Regions from separate parts of the Homo sapiens genome. Here all the other regions are linked to region 1. A link is a loop called in an ENCODE intact Hi-C map of the cell type or tissue named here. Cell type or tissue: PC-9. All regions are shown on one strand.

Region 1 (8,000 bases):
TTGAATCCACAGAACCTGTGGATACAGAGGGCAGGCTATATATGCTGCACCTGTCTGAGAAAAATGTGTATCTTATGCCTATTTTACACACACACACACACACACACACACACACGTGTAAATCCTATGCCTATTTAGGTGCAAAAAAAAGACAAGATAGTCTTTTGTCCGAACAATGTTAAGCCATTTGGGGAAGGTTATAATCTACTGTATTGTCCCTTCTCAAAAGTTAAAATTGAATTAAAAGTTAATTTTATTTCTGAAATTCGTTAATATTTATTCTTTGAGTGACTTGTGGGTTTTTTAGTGGTTTCCAGAACCTTTGTTTAAAGTCATTAGTTGTTTATTTCTTAAAGTCATTGAAACTAGTAAAAATAATAGCTTAAAATCACTTTATTTTGAGGAATAGCTCAAAGTAGAAATATTTTTATAGTGTTGGAAAATTACTCAATTACAGGCAGTGGGATGTGTTGGAGAGTTAAAATTGGACTTCAGTCCTGATTTCATTGTAACTATAGGGTAACACTGAAGAAGTCATTTTATTTGGATTTCAGTTTCTGTTTTTGTGAAATCAAGGAGGTAGATTAATAGTAGGATTTAATTAACTTATTAGACACTGTGATCTCTCTCCTCCACATTAAACTTTTTTCATTCTAATCTAACAACAAGCTAAACTAATGATTTAGATAAATTAAGTTTTCTATGTCCTTTATTGGGAACAAGCTCAGAGATTTAACAGTATTCAGAGAAGATTAAATTCGTGCATACAGCGTTAAAAGTGACCTTTTATCCTTTTATGGAAGTAATGTTTCCATAATGTTTCGTAAGTAAGTGACTTACGAAGGGGAGAAAAACCCTTAGTTTACACACATACAAGCTATTCTTTTCCCTCTCATGCATATAATTCTAGCCTTTTTAAAAAATCAATTGAGTCATTTTTTATGTATGCTTCTCCAAGAGTAGGTAAATACTAATAATAGATATCTCTACATTTATTTGCTTTTGTAAAAATCATGCTTACTATATAATTATTATCTTAAACTTGAAAAAGGTATTATTATGCTTTTTTTTTTTTTTTAAAGAAAAGAAATGCTAGCCAGGAGCAGTGACTCACACCTATAATCCTAACACTTTGGGAGGAGGAGGTGGGAGGATTGCTTGAGGCTAGGAGTTCAAGACCAGTCTGGGCAACATAGCAAGGACTTGTCTCTGCAAAAAAAATAGAAAAATTAACTGGATGTGGTGGCACATGCCTATAGTCCCCAACTATTCATGAGGCTGAGGTTGGAAGATCACTTAAGCCAAGGATTTTGAGGCTGCAGTGAGCCATGGTAGCACCACTGTTTTCCAGCCTCCACAGCAGAGCAAGAGCTGTCTCAAAAGGAAAAGGAATGCTAAACTTCAGGGAAATTGGTGTGTGGCAAAGTCAAGGTTTTAGTAACATACCAGTTTCCCATTGTTGTTGCCTTTGTCCGATTGTGTCCATCCTTCCATAAAACCTCTCATTTTCAAATGTTTTAAAAATTCCTGATTTTAAAAATAATACAGAAATACGACATGAAGTGGAATTCTATAACTTCTTTATCACCCCTCCTACATGAGACAGTCATCAAGAACAATAGTATATGCTTCAAGATCTTTGTGACATACTTTAAGTTAACATTATGTTTCTGGTACGTCTGTCTTGCTTCCTTCTAGTGAACAAATTAAAGTCTTTCCTACCTGAAAACATTAAATGTATTTATCACATTTTGTTGGCTTTATTGATTTTTATGTTCTTTGTGGCACTCTTGGTTTTCCTTATTCTTTTTGTTCTTGAGAACACAGCAGGACCTTCTTTAGTTTTGTTCTATGCAAATGTTTCATAGTATCTCATACTTAGATTATCATGGTTCAAACATTCAAGAGAGGATAAAAACAATTGAAAGTAAAAAAGAGCAAATAGGGGTTTGTTTGGGGTTTTTTTTTTAGACAGTCTTGCTCTGTCACCCAGGCTGGAGTACAGTGGTGTGATCACGGCTCACTACAGACTTAGCCTCATGGGTTCACGCGCTTCTTCCACCTCAGGCCCTGCCGAGTAGCTGGGACCACAGGCATGCGCCACCACGCCCTGCTAACTTTGGTATTTTTTGTAGAGACTGGATTTCGCCATGTTGCCCAGGCTGGTCTCAAACTGCTGGACTCAAGCGATCTGCCCAGCTCAGCCTCCCAGAGTGCTGGGATTACAGGCATGAGCCACTGCGCCCAGCCAGAGAAAATAGCTTGTAAGAATTTTTCAGTCCTAGCTAAAGTTCTGAATCTGGGCTTCCTTTAGAAAAGCTTCATTATTATCCTAAACATACTTCGGCATTTGAAAGTAGATTATTAAATATACATAATGTGTGCGTATATAATTCTTTTTCAAAATGATTCCTTTATTATTGTCCTTTTTATCTTCCTAGGTTCGCCAAGCAGCTTTTCAGTCTCTGGGACCTTTCATATCTACTTTTGCTAATCCATCTAGCTCAGGCCAGTATTTTAAAGAAGAAAGCAAAAGTTCAGAAGAGATGTCAGTAGAAAACAAAAATAGGTATAATTTTGAAACCATTTTCTAATTTTAAAACCTTGTTTTCTAATTTTACTGCTTTTAAACATTATTTCCACTATTCTGCAACAAATGTTATTTTTTGATAGTTTGCTATTTCTCTTGAATATAAAAATTGGTGAATATTTTTATAGAGCTTTACTTTAAGCGCATTTGTTTGTTAAGTATCTCTTTGGTTGGTTACATATTGAATGAGTAGATGCATGTAACACAATTAGCTAGATGCCTCGCACATAGGAAACTCTAAATGGTAGATTATGACTTTTAAAAAATGTTTATTTAGTACATTATTTAGTCAATCATTCATTGATATCTACAATATACAGGGTAATTGTTACACACTGTGTAGTATTTGGGTTTTTTTAAATTTGTTTTTAAGGAGTAAAACTTAATTTAGGAATATGTTTTATTGTCCTTTTCTGTCAAATAATTTAGTTGCGCATCTTGGATTCTTTGTCAATGGTGATTGTAATCTGTCAGTTAAAGGAGAAAGCCAGTATATTAGCCAGTATATCAGTTTTAAGTATATCAGTCTCATAAGGAAACCAAAGTTTTAAATAAAGCTTAAAGAGTCGGCTGTGATTTTTATTTTTAAATGTTTTTGCATTGAAAATTTTCTATTAAATTTAAATTTTAAAAATTTATTATAATATATATTTAGGGGAAAAACTAATTCAAGCCTAACTTACTAGTATGCGGGAAATGTACACAAACTTTTACAGTTATGCACTTGAAGTAATTTTAGTACAAATATTTGAAACAGTCCCTGCTATAATGCTTGAGTTACCATAGTGTCTTTTCCCTCCCTTGTCATGATGCTAATGGACATTTTCTTCTGTAGGTCTTGATACTGTGCTATTTGCTTTCTTGGTGTTTTGATTTGGCAGTTCTTCTTTCTTCTCTGCTGCCTTGTTTTACCTTTTTGCCCGTTCTCCTACTGTCCTGCTGAATAGCCAAACAAACCTGAGGTACTGTTTTTTGTAAAGGAAGAAAATCACTCAAACCTGTCTTCCTAGCAAGCAAAGTCTGTCAGTTTTTTTGAAAACAGGTGCTGCCAGGACTTTGACAAAAGTGATGATGGTGGGTGGGGAATGTTATCTATTTTTCATTTTTGAAATCAGCATACTTAAAAAATTACCTGTTTATACTGAAGACTGTTACATAACTTCTGTTTTAAAATCTGAAATGGGTCTAGTAAGAAACTATAAATTTGCAGAGAACTGTATAGGACGAGCTGGTAAACTTTCTTCTGTTTCACAACTACTCACTCGGCCTTTGCAGTGTATAAGCAGCCGTAGACATTACATAAATGGACAAGCTTGGCTGTGTTCCAGTAAAACTTCACTGACCTCAACAGTGTGCCTATCAAGGCCATGTTTGCCGCCTACCGGTGTGTAGCATTACTGCAATAGCTATTTAAAGGTAGTTCAATTCCTTGATTCTTCTTCCATTGTAATGAGGTATGTCTTAATGTCCAGGCAATACTACTTGTATTGCTGATCTTCAGTAATATTAGAGCTTATTAAATTATGTTAATGATATGGTAGGGGAAAGAGAGCATTCCTGGCTAAGGAAGGAGTTATGTTAAATATTGTAAAAGCTTTTGCATAGTTTGACAAACTATAAAGAAGTAGTCCTATATATTATTAAATCTCAGAACCATTAGTTTGTTTGCCCTCCCTTAAATAGCACAGTGGCATTTGTTTTAAGCTGTCTTAAACTGTTGTGGTATTAAGATTGATTGATTGATTATGCAAAAGTTAACTGAGCACCTCCTATGAACCAGAAACTGTAAATGGAAAGATAGAACTTCGTTCCTGTCCTCAAAGTTCTCTCAGTTTCTTAGATTCAGGTTTTTCAAACAAATGTCTTACAAAGTAAGCAAGTTTTTGGCAACATATTTCCACCACTGTTTATTGTATAGTGTTTCATCTGACCCTAGAAACATTTACTATCACTTTATTACTCTTTGAAGCATTTATTGATTCCAAACATCTGACTTACACATCAGATCTTTCACTCACCCTGGATCAGGCTGTTAATGCTTCTTTGAAAGTGCTGATAAAGCCTACTTCTCAGAAGCAGAGTTGAAATACTCAAATCTGCATTTTAAAAGTATGTAAAATAAGCATTCGTTATCACATTGTTCTCTGAATGCACCATGTTCTCTTAATTCTCCCTGTTTTTGTACTTGCTGCTCTCTGGGAAGCTTCTTGTTCCATCCATACCCTCGTTTAACAAAGTGCTGTCTTAGATGCACTGAGTTGTCCAGGAAGTACAGAGCTTTTGTCTTCATCATCAGTAGCGCTGTAATGAGAGCACTATTTTAATCCTATCCTTTTGGCTACATATTGGCATCTATCATCCAGTAGCCTCCCGGCCATGCAGTGTGGCGTCCAGCTCCTCCCTTTGTCTCCGCTGGGCCTGGCCCGTTGGTGCACATATTAATCCTGAATGAATTATTCTAGGGAAATATGGATTTGACCTCAAAAATCTGAAGTAACTAAACCACTTTTGCTGGATTTTTCCAGTTTAGCTTAATGCTAACTATATGAAAAAAAATTATTAGCACAAATTTGGAAATATTTCATGAATGCTAAAACTTCATTGAGTTAATTCACAGTACTTGGAAGGTATCCTGGAGCGTGTTTGCTTTTATCTCAGGATACAATACCTCTTTAGCCAGATGTTCTACAAGTCATTTTCTCCTTGAAATACCTGTAATTAATTTTCTAGGCCCATAGTCTCTACTAAGGAACTCTGAAGATATTAATTATAAACTTATGTAGGCACAAAAAGACACTTAAGATTCCTCCTTAAGTAGGTAGTTTCTGGACTGTCCTCTGGTGCTCTTGATACCTACGTCTCTTAGGAGACAGGATAATTCCCATTATACAGAGTCACAAAGGGCCTCAATTTTCAAAAAAAAATTTGTCTTGTACAATAGCATTTCAAAGTCTGACAATTAGGAATATCAGAATTTTAGCATTGAACAGCTTGATTTTGTATTGACTATTATACTTTACCAGGAAAAATTAGAATTTAGAGAATTTATACTTTCGACATTTTTGAAGCCATGCATGCTGTAGTTCTGTCCACAATTTAATACTGTACTAGGGAAACTTTGTCTTCTAGTTTCCTTTTAAAAAAATCATTCTAAGAGTTTTAAGTTTGGACAAACTAACAAGTTTACATTTATCAGACAAACAGTTATTTGACCAGTCATTCTCCGTTCATTTTTGCAGCTGAGAATATTAAAATTTAATTTTAACACCAAGGTGAGCTAGTGATCAAGGAACTTCAAGGCCCTGTAATTCCATCACTTTAGGAGGCTGAGGCAGGAGGATCGCTTCAGCCCAGGAGTTTGAGGCTGCAGTGAGCTATGATCATACCACTTTACACCAGCCTGGGCTACAGAGCGAGACCCTGTCTCTTAAAAAAACAATAAACAAAACAGAAGTTCATTGTATTTATTAGATAGTACATACGAGGTCTTACAAGTTTTACCCATTTGCTCTTCTCTTCCCCCTTTCTGAACAATATCTTATTATAATTTTAAAATTTTAGTTTGAATGATTTCAGAAATTTTGCAAGGATATCACAAAGAACTTCATATATCCATGTAGATTTTCCAAATACTGTTTTACCATATTTGCTTTATTCTTTTTTTCTGAACTCTTTGAGAATAAGTTTTAGACATGATATTCTTTTTACCTTTTTAAAATACTATGTATTTCTTTAAAACACAGATGTTAATATATAACTGTAGTCCAGTTACCAAAATTAGGAAATTAACATTGATACAATACTGTTAGCTAATCTAGCCTTTATTGAATTTTACCAATTGGCCCACTAATGTTCTTTATAACAAAAGGGAAAAATACATATTTTTTAATATGGACAAAATGGGAAATACATAATTCATAAACATGTAGAAGACACATTTATTTTGCATAACAGCACTAGCTTCAGGAGCTCCTTTGGAGTGGGAAAACATCTTACAGGTTATCTAGGCCAACTCCTCATTTTTATGAATAAGGAATAAGTGAGGAATCCTAGAAGTCCTTAAAAGGTTCAGAATTTTATATTAACGTAGTGCCAGTGCGAGAGTAAGAACGTTAAAGTCTGATTTCTTCACACTTGTAAACAATTGTATTATATATGCATACTGTATATTTTGTAGTTATAAGAAGAAAAATACCAGAATTTAAAATGCAGTCACAATGTGTTATGTTTTCAGATGACTTACGTATGTTTTTGTTCATCAGTATTTTAAAAAATAATCACCTGTTTGTGAAAATAATGGTTTTGAAAACAGCATTATGATGAGAGGGAACTTCGTAATTTCATGAGAATGTAGATGGTGACTGTTTAAGTGGGAGCTCACATAGGCATTAACATCACCCTCCTTTTGCACAGTCCTTTTAAGTCTCCTGTTAAACATCTTTTATTGTGTGTATTTAAAGGCACACAGATGCTTTTTCCTGTATTCATCTTACAAATTTACCTACATATTCAGCCATCCTTATTTCCCTTTCATGTTTCTTGGGAAGCAAGTCTCTTCACTGTTTAATCTGTTTTGCTGTGTTTTTGAAGCCCATATTCTTTCCTCTTCTCAGAAAGACATTGCTTTATCAGTTATTTCATCAATCTCTGTGTCTCCAGTTCTTTCATCTCTTCTAACCTATTTTCCTCAGCCTAAAAATATGCTCATCATTCTTTTATACAGGAAAAATGCCTTCACTCTTTGTTATTCTATGCAGTTGTGTTATTCTTTATTAATACTTGTTGCCTCCGCATATGTCAGCCCCACACATCTTTCTGAGTTGATGACCTCCACCTCTGTCTCAGTCTTTACCTCTTTCTCATAGATAATCACCACCTAGAACCCAACGTGGATAGCTAACTCAACCTCTTTCAACCTGAACCTGTTAGCTTTCTTGTGAAACTGTTTTTGTTACCTGCAGCATGCAATAAGTGGAAAAGTCCTGTTGATTTTTGCTGCTGTTTGAATGTGTTCTTCTGTAGTCCTGGAGACACTGCCTCCATCAGAACATCATCACTTCTTACCTGCATGTCTGTAATTCCTGCCTCCTATCTTACCTCTCAACTCATTTTCTACACTTCCTCCAGAATGGTCTTTCTAAAACAACAGATCTATTAACAATTTCCTTACTACATGATTTCCTGTAGTCCAGGATGAACTCCGGAGGTCTGCTGGTCTGGAATACAGTGGTTCATGTGATATCTTTCATCCTTGTCATCCATCATTTCCTCATTGCTGATTCCTGAATGCGTCACACCTTTTCTGCCACTCCGGCCTTTGCATGTCCTGTTTCTCCTTTAGATGCTTTTTTCTTCCCCTTAGCCCCATAAACATGTATTGGTTCTTCTAAGCACAACTCATGTCATTTCC
Region 2 (8,000 bases), 200 kb before region 1:
TATTCCCTGCCATGATTTTTCTCCACTTCTGATACACTCTCCCATTCTCAACAATCCTACAGGTTTCCCAAAACATACAGACAAAGACATACATTGCCTACAAAGACTTGATATCTTCAGGGTGAAAAATAAGCAGAGGCCACGTTCTAAGAATGAAAAAGCAGGCACTTCCCGAACAGCAGAGCCAAAGCACACGCGGCCAAGGAGCCCACTGGAAAGGGGAGATGAACAGGAAAACAATTTTGCATCCCAAGCTCAGGAGAATTTAACAATGCACTTCCACCCCTCCCCACACATGACAGTGGAAATGCTGGCATTAGATAATTCCAGAAAAGGGGCTGGGCGCAGTGACCCATGCCTGTAATCTCAACACTTTGGGAAGCTGAGGCAGGTGGACTGCTTTCAGTCAGAAGTTCAAGACCAGCCTGACCAACATGGTGAAACCCCATCTCTACTAAAAATACAAAAAAATAGCCAGGCATGGTGGTGCGCACCTGTAATCCCAGCTACTCAGGAGGCTGAGGCAGGAGAATCCACCCTGGAGGTGGAGGTTGCAGTGAGCCAAGATCACCCCACTGCACTCCAGCCTGGGCAACGTGACAGAGCAACACTCAGTCTCAAGAAGTAAAAAAAAAGATAATTCCAGAAAAGGAAAGTCAATCTGCTCCACAGACTTTGCAGACAGTGCTGAGGTACGGGTGGATGGCATTTTCAGGGTTTATTAGCAGGCAACTTAAAGCAGAACTATCAGGGGTTTGCTCTGCATATCGTCTTCCAACTGGAAATAACGCCAAGATTTGCAGAATAATGCTCTCAGAGATCAAGGAAATGACCTTAGGAGGTAGCATGAGGAAGGCTGACTAGGAAAAAAAAAATGACCGACAGGGACAGTAAGCCTGGACACATACTCAGAAGTCCCTGAATTTCTGTCGGTCTACAGCTGGGATTGATTCTCACTGGCTGGGATGAAAACTGTGGCCCTGCCTGAAGGCTCAGGCACAGACAGAGTGGTCATTCTGATGCCGTGAAAGGAAGCAACGCGAAGGAGAATGACATACAGGAACTTACCCAATAGTAGGGCTGATGTTGTGGTCAAAGTGATCCTGGACAAATCGACACACGATGCTTGATTTCCCAACCCCAGTGTCCTAGGAAAGAATGAGGATACAACCGTGAAGATGAAGGGCGGCAACTCACAGGTTGTGAGGTTAACTGACCTCACAGATTACCAGAGGACACGACTGGCTATTTCTGGTTGATGAGACTGGGAGAGGGAGTGGGGGGATATTTTCTTCTATTTCTCACCAATATTTTCTATAATAAAATTGTATTGCTTTCACAGAAAGAAAAGAAGTATGGTAAAAATCAGTTTCAGAAACATGTCTGACATGTATACAATATTTAACCAAAAATGAACATGTTCACTATGGATGTATTTTCAGAAATTCTGAAATCTTGGGAGGGCTCTAGAGAAGAAGTACGTGAACATACCACATTGTTTGGGCAGAAACAGAATTCATTCTGTTCAAAACCTTGCATTCAAAAGACACGTAATCTGTTTCTCTAGGCATCACCCTTTAAGACCTATTAATTCTAGTTTCTATGTTTCTAGCATTTTCTCTGTAGAATCTGATGGTTGGGTAATAACTTCCAAATTTTGCTTAATTATATAATGGTCTTGTCTCAGTTCTTTCTCTCTTAAATAATTCTTTAAAGCTGATTATGACGAGGGTCCAATTACACACTGGAAATTCAATGCACGCATTTATATCCACTCCCTTCCAAAGCCCTTGTAAAGTGGTTTAAGAAATAAAAGACACAAATTCACAAAGTCAAAGAGATAGGAGAAGAGACAACACCAGACAAGTGATATCAACAAAATCCAGGAGGACAAGCGGTCCCTGAGAATGAAGAAGCTGAAACCAAACTGCTGGCAGGGAGAGAAGCCAATAAAGAAGCAAGTCAATTCATGCCGCAGAACCTCAGGAAACATCAAGCAATGGAGGGCTGAAAACAGATCAGTTGAAAGGCCACACAACAACATACCCTTGGAGCCCCAGGCCACATAACCAGGGTCAGAGCTTTACTCTCCAGGAAGCCTGCATCGGACGGAGCTGGGCTTGGGGACATCAGGCACAGGTAAGGGAGGGGCCAGGTGCTGTTCACCCTAAGCTGGATAAGCCCACACAGAAGCAGTGAAGGCTCCCCTTTAGGTAGGAGAAAAAAAGCTCTAGAGTTCCCGATATTTGGGATCCCCTAACCAAAGGCCATGTGTGCAGCAGTTGACAAGCCCCAATACAAACAGAGCTTTCAACTTACATTTTTAACTTTTTCAATATAATCACTCACTAAGAAATACCTGACATTTATATGCTCCCCTCCACACACACACACACACAAAACAGCAGGATGTTATTTTAAAAGATCGTTGAGAATACAACCAACCTCTTAGAAATTTAAAATATGGCTAGGTGTAGTGGCTCACACCAGTAATCCTAGCACTTTGGGAGGCCAAAGCAGGATGAACACTTGAGGCCAGGAGTTCAAGGCCAGCCTGGGCAACATAGCAAGACCCCTGACTCTACAAAAAAATGTAAAAATTAGCCGGGTGTGGCGACATGGGCCTGTAGTCCCAGCTACTTGGGAGGCTGAGGCAGGAAGATGGCTTGAGCCCGGGAATTCAAGGGTGCAGTGAGCTATGATTGTGCCACTGCACTCAGCCTGGGTGACAGAGTGAGATTCTGTCTCAAAAAATATATATATTAAAAATATGATGGCAGAAATTAAAATTTCATGGAGGAGTTAGAAAATAAAGTCAGGAAGTTGCCCCAAAAGTAGAAGAAAGTAGAAAAAAGCATCTGCCCTCAATTGTTAATGGCTGCTGTTCTGAGACAGGCAGGAAGGGCAGAGGACACAGGACCCAAGGCTTTATCAACACCGATCGCCGTTGCCAACATGTTCCTACTGGAAGGATCGTGGAGGCGTTCTGAAAACTATACACAAAACGGGAACAAGTGATTTATCGAGAGAATGAAAAAATAGCTGATTCAGTTCTCTTACATTAAAGGTATAAATTTGAAAGCCAAAAGATCAAGGATGAAATGTTGAAATTCAGAGAAATGTGGTTTTCTTCAGACACTGAAATATGAAGTGGGATTTGAAATACCAGTTGGCAATCTGAATTATTTTTACTCCTTCTCAGCCCTGTGTTTGGGGGACAATTCCAGCAAACCTGGGGCAACAGGGGACTTGGCTTTTAATACTCATCAGAAAACCCCTCTCCAGAAGGTCTCGCCTCCCAAGGAGAGCAGCCTGCACTGACCCTGAGCCCTAACAAACACAGCACCAAAGCTGCTGTTTATCTGCATCGTGCAAATCGATGCACAGAGTTCAAAGAGGTGACGGCAGAATCAAAACATCAGCTCCTGAGATGCCAATTGATGCCGCTGCTATTTCTGAGCTGCACCTCAAGTATGGATTCTGGCTCATGTTCCCTCGCAGTCCCCCAAACCACAACTCTTTTCATCTCAGTTGTTCTTAAGACCCCCTGTGGAGGAGCAAATCCTTGCCAGACTGTAGCCCACGTAGCCCCCAAGAAACTGGACACTGAGGAACTGTGACAGCCTGCCCTGCCCTGCCCTTGAAGATTAGGAAATTGCCCCTTACAGCAGGCAGCACACTTTCATGAGGCCAGCTGATTCCTACAAACTGCCAAGGAGGCAGGGTGGGGACCTCTCCCCAACACCGACCACGCTCATTTCTACCTTTCTCCATCACAGTTTAGGAATTCTCCTTCTCAGGGCTATTCCATTCAATCGTTCATTCACTCATTCTTCACTCGCCCAACAGGCATTCCCCAAACCCTCCCTTTCCCATGCCAACAGCAGGCTAGACCCCATTGGCGGGGAGATACCATTCCACCCTCCCTGGCCTCCAGGAGTTCTTAAGCAGGGCCAGGCACACGGCAGGAGGACCAGCACACAGTGGTGATGGGGCTGCCCCACCTGTGGCCCCTCTGAGCTCAGGAGACAACTCCTCGATTTGCTCCTTTTTTTCATTCCTTGATACCCAGGCTTACCCTATCACCCAGTGACAAACCTCGCCTGGTTTCTGTGTGCCCCGGGGCCTTCCTCCTTAGGCTGCAGGTGCTTGCTCAGTTCCCTCACGTGCCCCTGGGGCACAGGGCTGAGGGTGCATCTTCTCGGTGGGGGCGCTGGTCTGAAAAGCACCCCTTTGGAATCTATCATTTACTCTCCCAAGGGATGTGCTCAAAACAATGGACACAAGTCTCAAAGCAGCCAACAAATCAATCCTGCAAGGCCAGCCCCAAAACGCCCTTGAAGGCGGAAAAGGGAAGAAGTCACTTGACAATGCTCAATGTTCAGCTTTACTCATCATCCTCTACAAAGGGCTCAAGCGTCAACGCCAACTTGTCTGAAGAGTTACAGCAGCAAGTCTGCTCAAATTTAGATATAAGCACTGATTTTTCAAACAACAAAGTCACTGTCTCTTTATTTTGAAACATTTTAACTCTCACCTCTTTTAGAATGCACTGTCAAATGTACATTCTTACACACTTGATAGGAAAGAAATAACAGGACGAAAGGATAGACAAAGTTTTAGTTTGTCTCAGAAAGGGAAACATTTCTGCAAAGAACACCACCATCGAATCCTCTCTGACCCGTGGCTTGGGACCGCTCAAGTGGATGCAGTTCCCGACCTCCAGGGGCGACTGCTGTTCCTCGGCTGGCCACCAGGGGCACACCCTACCCGCGGTTTGCTGAGGACAGGCCAGGAGCCAGGCTAAGGAGTCACTCCGCGCTGGGAATGCCCTTCCCCGCAGGAAACTCGCTAGGGCTGTGACACACACACAAGGAAAGTGCCAGGGTAATAGTGGCTGTCGCATGTGAAGACACAGAGGTAGGACTCAGAAAAGAGAATGAAGCCTACTGGGTGAAGAAGGAGCCTTGGAAGAGAGAGACAGGATCAGAGAGGCCTGTCTTTAGGGCCACACTGACGGAAACCCATCTATGTATATATTATTCCATTTCGTAAGATTCTGAGAATACCACAGGCCGTCTTGTCCAGTCCCCTCGTTTTGGTAAAGAGGAAACAGTGTGACTTCCTCAAGGTCACATAGCTGGTTGGTAGAGTCAGAACCAAACTCTTTTGAGTCCTAGTCAAAACCTCTTAAGGCTCTCACTAGGTTAAATCAACTTCCCTGCTAAGTGTACATTTTTCCTTTATTTTTTTAAGAGAGAGGGTCTTGCTCTGTCACCCAGGCTGGAATGCAGTGGTGCAATCATAGCTCACTGCAGCCTCGAACTCCTGAGCTCAAGTGATCCTCTCGCTTCAGCCTCTCCAGTAGCCGAGACTACAGGTGTGCACCGCCACACCCTGCTATTTTTAAATGTTAGGGGTTTTTTTGCAGAGACAAGGTCTTGCTATGTGGGGCAGGCTAACGCAAACTCCCAGGCTCAAATGATCCTCCGGCCTCAGCCTCCCAAAGTGCTGGGGTTATAGGCTTGAGTCACCACACTGGCCTAAATTTCTCAAAAAAAAAAAAAAAAAAAGTCAAATTTCTAGAACTCACAAGTACTTTACTAGTGCTTTCTGGTTTCACGTTGCATAGCTCAAGTTACTCATAGCCTGACAGGCTCTGAAGATAGCCGCTGCAGCCTTAACAGTAATGAAAGGGGCTCAAATTATTGACTGCCGGGGAGACATTAGAATAAACCCGATTCTGACTCCAGAACCTGAAATAAAGTACAGTAAAACCCTACCTGTGGGCCAGATAGTGTTTCATTGTATAATCATTTGTATAGTCGATATCAGAGACGTACTCATGCCCAGCAATTGGTTCCATCTACTTCCTGGGAAATGGATCCCTCATATGAGATTCCTCTCTGAGAACAACCACTTATTCTGAAATGACAACCCCTGCTGTTTGAATTGTCACACTTATTAATCACATGTAAATCTATAATTATGAAATCAGGAACCACAAAGTTTTGGCTGCTGCCACACAAAACGCTAGGCACCACCAATCTGTGAAAACCAAGCACTAACACTTGATTCATTCCTGGACTCCTGCAACGGCCTTCAAGCTTCCTATCCCTCCAGATTAAGAATGATACCTCCCACTACAAGGAGGAGCTGCTAACATTCCTTTTGAAACTATTCCAAACAATAGAAAAGAGGGACTCCTCCCTAACTCATTTTATGAGGCCAGCATCATCCTGATACCAAAACCTGGCAGAGACACAACAAAAAAAGAAAATTTCAGGCCCATATCCCTGATGAACACCAACGCAAAAATCCTCAATAAAATACTGGCAAACTGAATCCAGCAGCATGTCAAAAAGCTTATCCACCACAATCAAGTTGGCTTTATCCCCGGGACGCAAGGCTGGTTCAACATATGCAAATCAATAATCGTAATCCATCACATAAACAAAACCAATCACAAAAACTACATGACATGATTATCTCAATAGATGCAGAAAAGGCCTTTGATAAAATTCAACACGACTTCATGCTAAAAACTCTCAATAAACTAGGTATTGATGGAATGTATCTCAAAATAATAAGAGCTACTTATGACAAACCCACAGCCAGTATCACACTGAATGGGCAAAAGCTGGAAGCATTCCCTTTGAAAACCGGCACAAGGATGCCCTCTCTCACCACTCCTATTCAGCATAGTATTGGAAATTCTAGCCAGGGCAACCAGGCAAGAGAAAGAAAAAAAGGGTATTCAAATAGGAAAAGAAGAAGTCAAATTGTCTCTGTTTGCAGATGACATGATTGCATATTTAGAAAACCCCATTGTCTCAGCTCAAAAATCTCCTTAAGCTGATAAGCAACTTCAGCAAAGTCTCAGGATACAAAATCAATGTGCAAAAATCACAAGCATTTTTATACACCAATAATAGAGAGCCAAATCATGAATGAACTCCCATTCACAATTGCTGCAAAGAGAATAAAATGCCTAGAAATACAACTTACAAGGGATGTGAAGGACCTCTTCAAAGAGAACTACAAACCACCACTCAACGAAATAAGAGAGGACACATACAAATGGAAGAACATTCCATGCTCATGGATAGGAAGAATCAATATCGTGAAAATGGTCATACTGCCCAAAGTAATTTATAGATTCAATGCTATCCCCATCAAGCTACCAATGACTTTCTTCACAGAATTAGAAAAAATTACTTTGAATTTCATATGGAACAAAAAAAGAGCCCGTATAGCCAAGACAATCCTAAGCAAAAGGAACAAAGCTGGAGGCATCACGCTACCTGACTTCAAACTATACTACAAGTCTACAGTAACCAAAACAGCATGGTACTGGTATGAAAACAGATATATAGACCAATGGAACAGAACAGAGGCCCCAGAAATAATGCCATACATCTACAAACATCTGATCTTTGAAAAACCTTTGAAAAACAAGCAATGGGGAAAGGATTCCCTATTTAATAAATGGTGTTGGGAAAACTGGCTAGCCATATCCAGAAAACTGAAACTGGACCCCTTCCTTACACCTTATACAAAAGTTAACTCAAGATGGATTAAAGATTTAAACCTAAGACCTAAAACCCCAAAACCCTAGAAGAAACCTAGGCAATACCATTCAGGACATAGGCATGGGCAAAGACTTCATGACTAAAATACCAAAAGCGATGGCAACAAAAGCCAAAGTTGACAAATGAGAGCTAATTAAACTAAAGAGCTTCTGCACAGCAAAAGAAACTATCATCAGAGTGAACAGGCAACTTACAGAATGGGAGAAAAATTTTGCAATCTATCCATCTGACAAAGGGCTAATATCCAGAATCTACAAAGAACTTAAACAAACGTACAAGAAAAAAAAACCCCATCAAAAAGTGGGCAAAGGATATGAACAGACACTTCTCAAAAAAAGACATTTTTGTGGCCAAAAAACATATGGAAAAAAGTTCATTGTCACTGGTCATTAGAGAAATGCAAATCAA
Region 3 (8,000 bases), 150 kb before region 1:
GATCGAAGACAAAAAGCCAACCACATAGAGTTATTTGAGGACTAAATGAAATAACATGAGGACAGTTCACTGTAAACTGTAAAGTGCTAAACAAATATATTGTTGTCGCTGCTGCTGTTGGTATTATTATAAACGCATTTGAGCCTTTTACTGCCATCAAGGTGAGACCATCTCTGATACTGGACTTTGCCTCTGCACATCTCATACATTCCCAGAAATGACAAACAGTTACCTGTAACTCCAAAGAACCTGACCAGGACCCTAACATTGTGGGAATTTGCATGTTTTCCTTCCACGGAAATGCTTCAAACCTGGTTCAAATTATTCAATAAAATTATTAAATTATGTTTTTAATACAAGACCCCTTATTTTTAAAAAGTCCATTCTATCAGACCAGTGGTGCTCTCCCTACTACATGCCAGTTTTGAACAAATAATTTGTAACATATAACAATAACAAAAATAACTGGTTTGTGGCACAGTTAAGTTATTATGTGCATTGGGATTTAGAATCATACAAAGCTAGTTCTATTGCTCGAAGCATCCTTTATTAGCAGTCAGTCCTTGAGCATGTTACTTAAATCCCTGTGCTGCAGTCTCTTCATTAGCAAGATAAAGATGAGAATAGAACTTGCCCTTATAAGCCTATTAATGTCATAATTTATGTAAAGCACTTATTCAGTAGGGTAGATTAAGGATGATCACAAATTCTTGCTATTCCTCCCATCAAGAGGTGGAGTCTAATTCTCCTCTCTTTGCTTCTGGGCTGAAGCAAAGCATTTACCTTGGTAAAATGCTTGATCAATAAAATGTGGTAGAAATGGCATTCTGGGATCTGTGAGGCTAGGTCAGAAGAAGTCTTTTAGCACCCACCTCCCAAGGCTCTGGAACACTTGCTGTGAACTCAACCAGCCACCATATGACAAGACTGGCCACCCTGAGACTCCATGCTATGAGGAAGCCCAAGCTACCCAGGTAGAGGGGCCACTTGGAGAGAGTTGCTTGATTAGCACCCAACCGACCCAGCCTGCCCGGTCCGCTCACCAGACAGGTAAGCAACAAAGCCTTCAGATAACTAACCACTGCTCATCTGAGCCCAGTCAACCTACAGAACTGTGAGAAATATTAACAAGTTGTTATTTGGAGCCACTGAGGTCAGGGTAGTTTGTTATGCGGCAATAGGTAGCAAACACTGAGCACAGTCCCTGGCACATGAGTTATACTCAGTACAAGTCTACGTGCTTAGGATTATGGGGCTATTACCTTTTTCAAACACTAGAACAATTACAAGCTCATCTGCATAATGACATCCTTCTTAATCAAAGGCATTCTGAAGCGCTTCCTTAAAAGAAAGGCGTGCATTCCAGGGCTATGTACCAATCCTTCTCAATCATTCCTGATGTTGCCGAGATTCACAGCAGAAGCAATTACAAATTATTATAGTGCCTGTGAGTCTACAATTACTGTTTTTCTTTCACCCACGGATATTTTTAATAAGGAAGAAGCCAAGGGCATATAAAGAAGGCACAAGTAGAGTGTAACTACTTTGTTCATAAGCACAAATAAGAATGTGCACATCTGGTTATTTGTGACACAACAGTTAAGATTAACAAGTCAGAAGCAAAGCGCTGATGCAAATGAAGTGTCCAGTCATGCAATTCTCATTAACAGTAGCAACATGTGTAAATCAGTACATTATGTGAAGTATCATTTCAATAATAATGTTTTTTTTTTGTTTTTTTTTTTTTTTTTGAGACGGAGTCTCGCTCTGTCGCCCAGGCTGGAGTGCAGTGGCGGGATCTCGGCTTACTGCAAGCTCCGCCTCCCGGGTTCACGCCATTCTCCTGCCTCAGCCTCCCAAGTAGCTGGGACTACAGGCGCCCGCCACTACGCCCGGCTAATTTTTTGTATTTTTAGTAGAGACGGGGTTTCACCGTTTTAGCCGGGATGGTCTCGATCTCCTGACCTTGTGATCTGCCCGCCTCGGCCTCCCAAAGTGAATAATGTTTTTTAAATACTTATATTTTGATTATACAATATTACACACTAGGTTCTTGCTATGCTTTAGATGTAGTCTGTTTGTCCCCACCAAAACTTGTGTTGAAATTTGATCACCAGTGTAATAGCGTTGGGAGGTGGGCCTCGCGGGAGGTGTTTGGGTTATAGGGATGGATCATTATGAATACACTTAATGCCGTTCCACTGGGGTGGGTGAGTTCTGACTCTAGCAGGAATGGATTAGTTCCAGAAACAATCGGTTGGTAAAGAGTCTGGCTTATTTGGTTTTGCTCTCTTGTATCCTCTCTCACCATGTGATCTCTTTGCACACACCCACTTCGCTTCCACTTTCTGCCATGAGTGGAAGCAGACTGAGGCCCTCACCAGATGCAGCTGCCCCGTCCTGGACTTTCCAGCCACCAGAATCGTGAGCCAATTTCTTTATATATTACCCAGTCGCAGGTGTTCTGTTACAAAACACAAAATGGACTAAGAAAATTGTCTTGCTAAGATTAATCTATGAAAAATAATATATATAACTCATCTTTTTAAATAGAGGTATTTTTAAAAATTTTTATTTGCCATATTTACTAACAATTCCCTAACAAATGAATTGTTTTGGAAGATCTTGAAATGACTGAGTTCATTATTCACATGCTCATAAAAATGCTTTTACAGGCCAGGCACGGTGGCTCACGCCTGTAATCCTAGCACTTTGGGAGGCTGAGGCAGGGAGATCACCTGAGGTCAGGAGTTTGAGACCAGCCTGGACAACATGGTGAAACCCCATCTCCACTAAAAACACAAAAATTAGCCGGGCATGGTGCCACACGCCTGTAATCCCAGCTACTCGGGAGGATGAGGCACAAGAATTGCTTGAACCCGGGAGGCAGAGGTTGCAGTGAGCCAAGACCACACCACTGCACTCCAGCCTGGGTGGCAGAACGAGACTTGGTCTCAAAAAAAAAATGCTTTTATGAACAAAACCTATTGCATTCTTTGCTTTATTTTGCAACACAGACTTCTGAGGTTTCAATAGTATCTGCATCTAGTCATGGGAGTAGCTAGGATTTGCAAGGTTGTCTATTAGTTGTGTCATACCAGAAAAAGTAGTAAAACTGTAGAGCTGAGGAATTGCATCTTGGCAGACACTGGCCATACCTGAGAACATACCTCCATCTTCCACCTGGTGGTGCCACAGGAATGCAGCCTTCCTTGTCCTTGTCCAGAGTCCTGCCAATACTGTGACACTTCGTAAGGGAACAGATCGGTTCCATCAGTCCCTGGATAATCACAGTGGTTAGAGCAGGGTTTCTCAGGCCCCTTTAAGACTCCACATACTTTCATAAGGGGAAAAACAATCTCATGGACCCTGAGGTAGTCATTAACTATTCCACTGTATAAATATACACAAATAATAAGGGTACACATAAACTGTGCTATTCTGAAACTACAAAATAGACACAGATACATTGATTAAATACAAATTAAACTATAAAGCCAACGACCTTCCACTTGACATTAGTTTCACATGATGAACAGTGTTGCTCCACTGTGGCTGGATTCCGAGGTACGCATCATGCACCATGTCATGGTTTAATTCCCTTGTGCTCCATACACAGTCCATCAGCAACGTTTGTCAGCTCTACCTTCAAAACACAGCTTACATGGGATCATGTGCACCACCTTGCTGCTACACTCTGGAAGTCACCACCGCTCCCATGTTCCTTCTGCATCCTCCTGTGGTCAGCCCTCACACAGCTGCCAGGGCAATCTCATAAAAGCTAAGTCAGATCATGTCCTTGCTCTGTACCAAAACCTTAGCAAGCTCTCTCACTTGATTCCAAGGAAATGCCAAAGTTCCTACACCAGCCCGCAAGACCGCGCCTGATCCAGCCCCAAACCTCCCTGACCTAACCCCCTTCTACACCCTCCTCTCCCTCCCTTCTCTTTCCTGCCCCAGTCACACTGCTCGCCTGCTGTTCCTCAGACTCACCAGGCACATCCACCCTGCTCCAGCCTCACAGACCTCTCTGTCTGGTGGCACACATGGCTGCCCTGAGTACTGTCTCTTTGATCTTCACTCAGATGCCTCCTTTCAGAAATGCCTTCTCAAGCCCCTACCTGAAACCACACTCCTCCCAACCAGCATGCCCAGGGCCCTTCCTCACTTTCCTTTTCTCCACAGCACCCCTCACCATCTGCCACACTCGGTATTTGTGCACCGCCTGTCACCCCTACTAGAATATCAGCTCCATGAGGTCAGGGACAGTCCATGTTGTTACCTGCTATTCCCCCAACCCCTAGAAACTGCCTGGTATACAGCAGGCACTCAGTAAACACCTGCTGCATGTGCTGCAGAATCACATGGTCTTCACATGGCCCCAGTTATTTCTTTTTTTTTTTTTTTAGATGGAGTCTCGCTCTGTCAGCCAGGTTGGAGTGCAGTGGCGCAATCTCAGCTCACTGCAACCTCCACCTCCCATGTTAAAACAATTCTCCTGCCTCAGCCTCCTGAGTAGCTGGGATTACAGGCATGCACCACCACACCCAGCTAATTTTTTATATTTTTTGGTAGAGACAGGGTTTCACCATGTTGGCCAGGCTGGTCTGGAACTCCTGACCTCAAGTGATCTGCCTGCCTTGGCCTCCCGAAGTGCTGGGATTACTACAGGCATGAGCCACTGTCCCCGGTCGACCCCAATTATTTGTATACTAACTCTACATCGGTTATTTTCTCCTTAGCCAGTATTAATGACGTTAACGTTGTCACACAGAATTCTGTGACAGGATGATGACCTGGAAGATACAGGATATACTTTTATTTATTTTTCAAATAACAGCACACAGAAAACAGATATGCCACACACAGAAAACCTGTAGAACCCTAAGACGGATAGACAGGCTCATAACTTTCCTAGACCCCATTTTGAGGAATAGGAAATCAGAGAATGGTGAAAAAGCCCAAATATCACCCCATGAAGAGGTCACCATTCCCCAAAAGGAGGTGGCTGCCCTCCCATGATGGACCACGGACCCCAGAGAACGACCTGCACAGGTGAAAGCACAGCACTACCTGCTAAGCCAAATCTGCATCCTGTTGATGCCAGACCTGTCATTTCACCGAAGCTATAAACTCAAACTGCAAGACCCCTTTATAATCGGACCTAGAGTCACTTTCCAATTTCATTACCAGTGTACCACTTATTTCCAGTAAGAACCAAATGGATCTCGCCCTGTCAAGCATCTCCTTGTCCCCTGCAACACATTTTGCAGGTTTTAACGAAATTACACAAAGTAATACATGCTCACTAAATAAACCAATACAGAGAAGCAAAAAAAAAAAAAAAGAGAAAATTACTTATAGGCCCAAATCTACCCCCCGCACCAGGCAGGTAACCACTCTGACACCGAATCTTGGGGAACCTTCTCCCTGTGTGTGTGTGTCTCATGTAAGTGAAGCCACTCCCACCGGCTCCCAGACACGCCCCCTCCGCACCTCACCTGACATCAGCCCTTCTTCTGGTTCATTAGCAGACACCACACGCTCTCCCTGGTCACCCCAAACTCCACCAGCCCTCACCTTCTGAACATCTGGCAACTAAGCATCTGGCGATATCCCACTGGGATGTCTGGTACTGTTACCTAACTTTTCCCATGTACGCCCTAGCAGGCCAAGGACATTGTTAGACTGTAAACCTCAAGGACAGAAACTACCGCATAGCACCCATGTAATACAACTTTGATAACTAAAGATTTCAGGCTGGGTGTGGTGGCTCACGCCTGTAATCCTAGCACTTTGGGAGGTCGAGGCGGGTGGATCACTTGAAGTCAGGAGTTCGAGACCAGCCTGGCCAACATGGCGAAACCCCATCTCTACTAAAAATAGAAAAATTAGCCGGGCATGGTGGTGCATGCGTGTAATTCCAACTACTTGGGAGGCTGAGGCAGGAGAATTGCTTGAACCCAGGAGGCGGAAGTTGCAGTGAGCCGAGATTGTGCCACTGCACTCCAGCCTGGGTGACAGAGCAAGACTCCATCTAAAAAAAAAAGGTGAGCCTGGCCAGGCTTGACGGCATCCCTGGCAGCACCCTGCTGTGCCCCGCGGCTTGCTGAGTGCCTGCTGTGGCACGGCGGGAAGGAGTTTGGCACACTCCCACTGAAAGGGTGGGAGCAAGTGAAAAGCAGGGTTAGAAACACTTTCCTGTAAAAGCGAAGCCTTGGATGCCTCTTTCAAGGAGGTCGGGCTGATGACTCATCGTGTGAAGTGGAGAGAATAAGAAAATAAATTAAAATGATGGAAGAAAATGATCCTGCAGGGGCAGAAAAAAAGCAGCGACATAACAGAAGAAATACAGGGCAGGATGGTGAGGTTGACATTGGTCCTAAAATATAAAGCCGTCCTCCGAACGTGAAACAAAAGACAGAAAAAAAAGAAGTTAAATGAGGAGGTGAGTGTTACAGAAAAGGAGGGCAAGCAGGATGACTTATCTTTGGCTGTGGGATTACAAACAAACTAAAGAGGAGAACAAATAGGATATTGCCAGCTAATACAATGATGTGTCATTATTAAAAAATGGGATTAAAGCCATCATCCTGTATTCCTCACCTCTACAGTCTAAAACTACAACAGCATGTATCATTTCACTACTAGATCATTTCCCCTCCCTCATAATTAGATCAAATTTATTTATTTATATATATATATATATATATATATATATATTTTTTTTTTTTTTTTTTTTTTTTTTTTTTGAGACAGAGTCTTGCTCTGTCACCCGGGCTGGAGTACAGTGGCACAATCTCGGCTCCCTGCAACCTCCACCTCCTAGGTTCAAGTGATTCTCATGCTCCAGCCTCCCTAGTAGCTGGGATTATAGGCGCACGCCACCACGCTCAGCTAATTTTTGTATTTTTAGCAGAGAGGGGGTTTCACCATGTTGGCCAGGCTGGTCTCGAACTCCTGACCTCAAGTGAGCCACCATCCTTGGCTTCCCAAAGTGCTGGGATTACAGGCGTGAGTCACCATGCCTGGCCTTCAAATTGTAATTAGCATGCATCACTTTATGTTATGGTCTGAATATTTGTGATCCCCAAAATTTGTATGTTGAAATCCTGACCTCCAAAGTGACAATACTAGGAGGTAGAGCCTTTGGAAGGTGATTAGGTCAGAAGGCTAGAGCTCTCATGAATGGGATTAGTGCCCTTATGGAAGAGGCCCCAGGGAGCTCCCTTACCCAATGGGAAGACTCAGTCTGCAACCCCTTAGAGAGCCCTCACCAGAACCTGCCCGTATTGGCACCCTGATGGTGGACTTTCAGCCTCCAGAACTGAAGGAAATACATTTCTGTTGTTTTTCAGCCCCCAGTCTATGGTGCTTTACTATAACAGCCCAAAAAGACTAAACTACTTGATAATTTAAAAAATTAGCTCTTTAGAAGTTTATTATGAAAGTTCAGAAAATAAGGCTGGTTGCAGTGGCTCATGCCTGTAATCCCAGCACTTTGGGAGGCCGAGGCAGGTGGGTCACCTGAGGTCAAGAGTTCAAGACCAGCCTGACCAACATAGTGAAACCCCATCTCTACTAAAAATACAAAATTAGCCAGGCATGGTGGCGCATGCCTGTAATCCCAGCTACTTGGGAGGCTGACGCAAGAGAACTGCTTGAACCCAGGAGGCAGAGGCTGCAGTGAGTCGAGATCACACCACTGCACTCCAGCCTTGGTAACAAAAGCAAAACTCCATCTCAAACAAACAAACAAAAAAATTCAGAAAATATTTTAGCTGCTAAAATGAAGTATAAATTAACTACGTAGTATTGATGCCATGAGATGAACTTTAAAAAACACTTTCTAATCCCAGCACTTTGGGAGGCTGAGGCAGGTGGATCACTTGAGCCCAGGAGTTCAAGACCAGCCTGGGCAACGTGGCAAGCCCCATCTCTACAAAAGAAACCAAAAAAATTATCCAAGTGTGGTGGTGGGCACCTATAGTCCCAGCTAC

What was found. Peaks named below come from ENCODE experiments on the same cell type or tissue, not always from the same donor. Only the 100,000 strongest peaks of a DNase experiment are listed, where the experiment ranks them.
Region 2: a loop joins it to region 1, with 14 times the contacts of the local background. A loop is called at or near these places in 41 of 110 quality-filtered maps.
Region 3: it touches region 1 in a loop (6-fold over the local background); 12 of 110 quality-filtered maps call a loop at or near these places.

What each region holds. Positions count from the first base shown.
Region 1 is chr18:9,571,633-9,579,632 of GRCh38, reverse strand. It overlaps PPP4R1 (protein phosphatase 4 regulatory subunit 1), which reads left to right. Exons shown (of 20, transcript NM_001042388.3): 10 at 2,442-2,569. Among named protein-coding and RNA genes, the nearest start is that of PPP4R1, 39 kb to the left of the region's middle. RefSeq lists enhancers at 4,382-4,892, 4,893-5,403. In PC-9, CTCF peaks have their summits at 3,799 and 3,999; a DNase peak (open chromatin) is centred at 3,942; H3K27ac peaks cover 2,876 bases.
Region 2 is chr18:9,768,426-9,776,425 of GRCh38, reverse strand. It overlaps RAB31 (RAB31, member RAS oncogene family), which reads right to left. Exons shown (of 7, transcript NM_006868.4): 2 at 1,069-1,148. Among named protein-coding and RNA genes, the nearest start is that of RAB31, 64 kb to the right of the region's middle. RefSeq lists an enhancer at 5,012-5,061. In PC-9, CTCF peaks have their summits at 4,602 and 4,803; no DNase peak of the experiment used is centred here.
Region 3 is chr18:9,718,022-9,726,021 of GRCh38, reverse strand. The region is part of intron 1 of RAB31 (RAB31, member RAS oncogene family); the gene reads right to left. Among named protein-coding and RNA genes, the nearest start is that of RAB31, 14 kb to the right of the region's middle. RefSeq lists a silencer at 3,157-3,216. In PC-9, a CTCF peak has its summit at 3,200; DNase peaks (open chromatin) are centred at 3,121, 6,221 and 6,491; H3K4me3 peaks cover 839 bases; H3K27ac peaks cover 3,267 bases.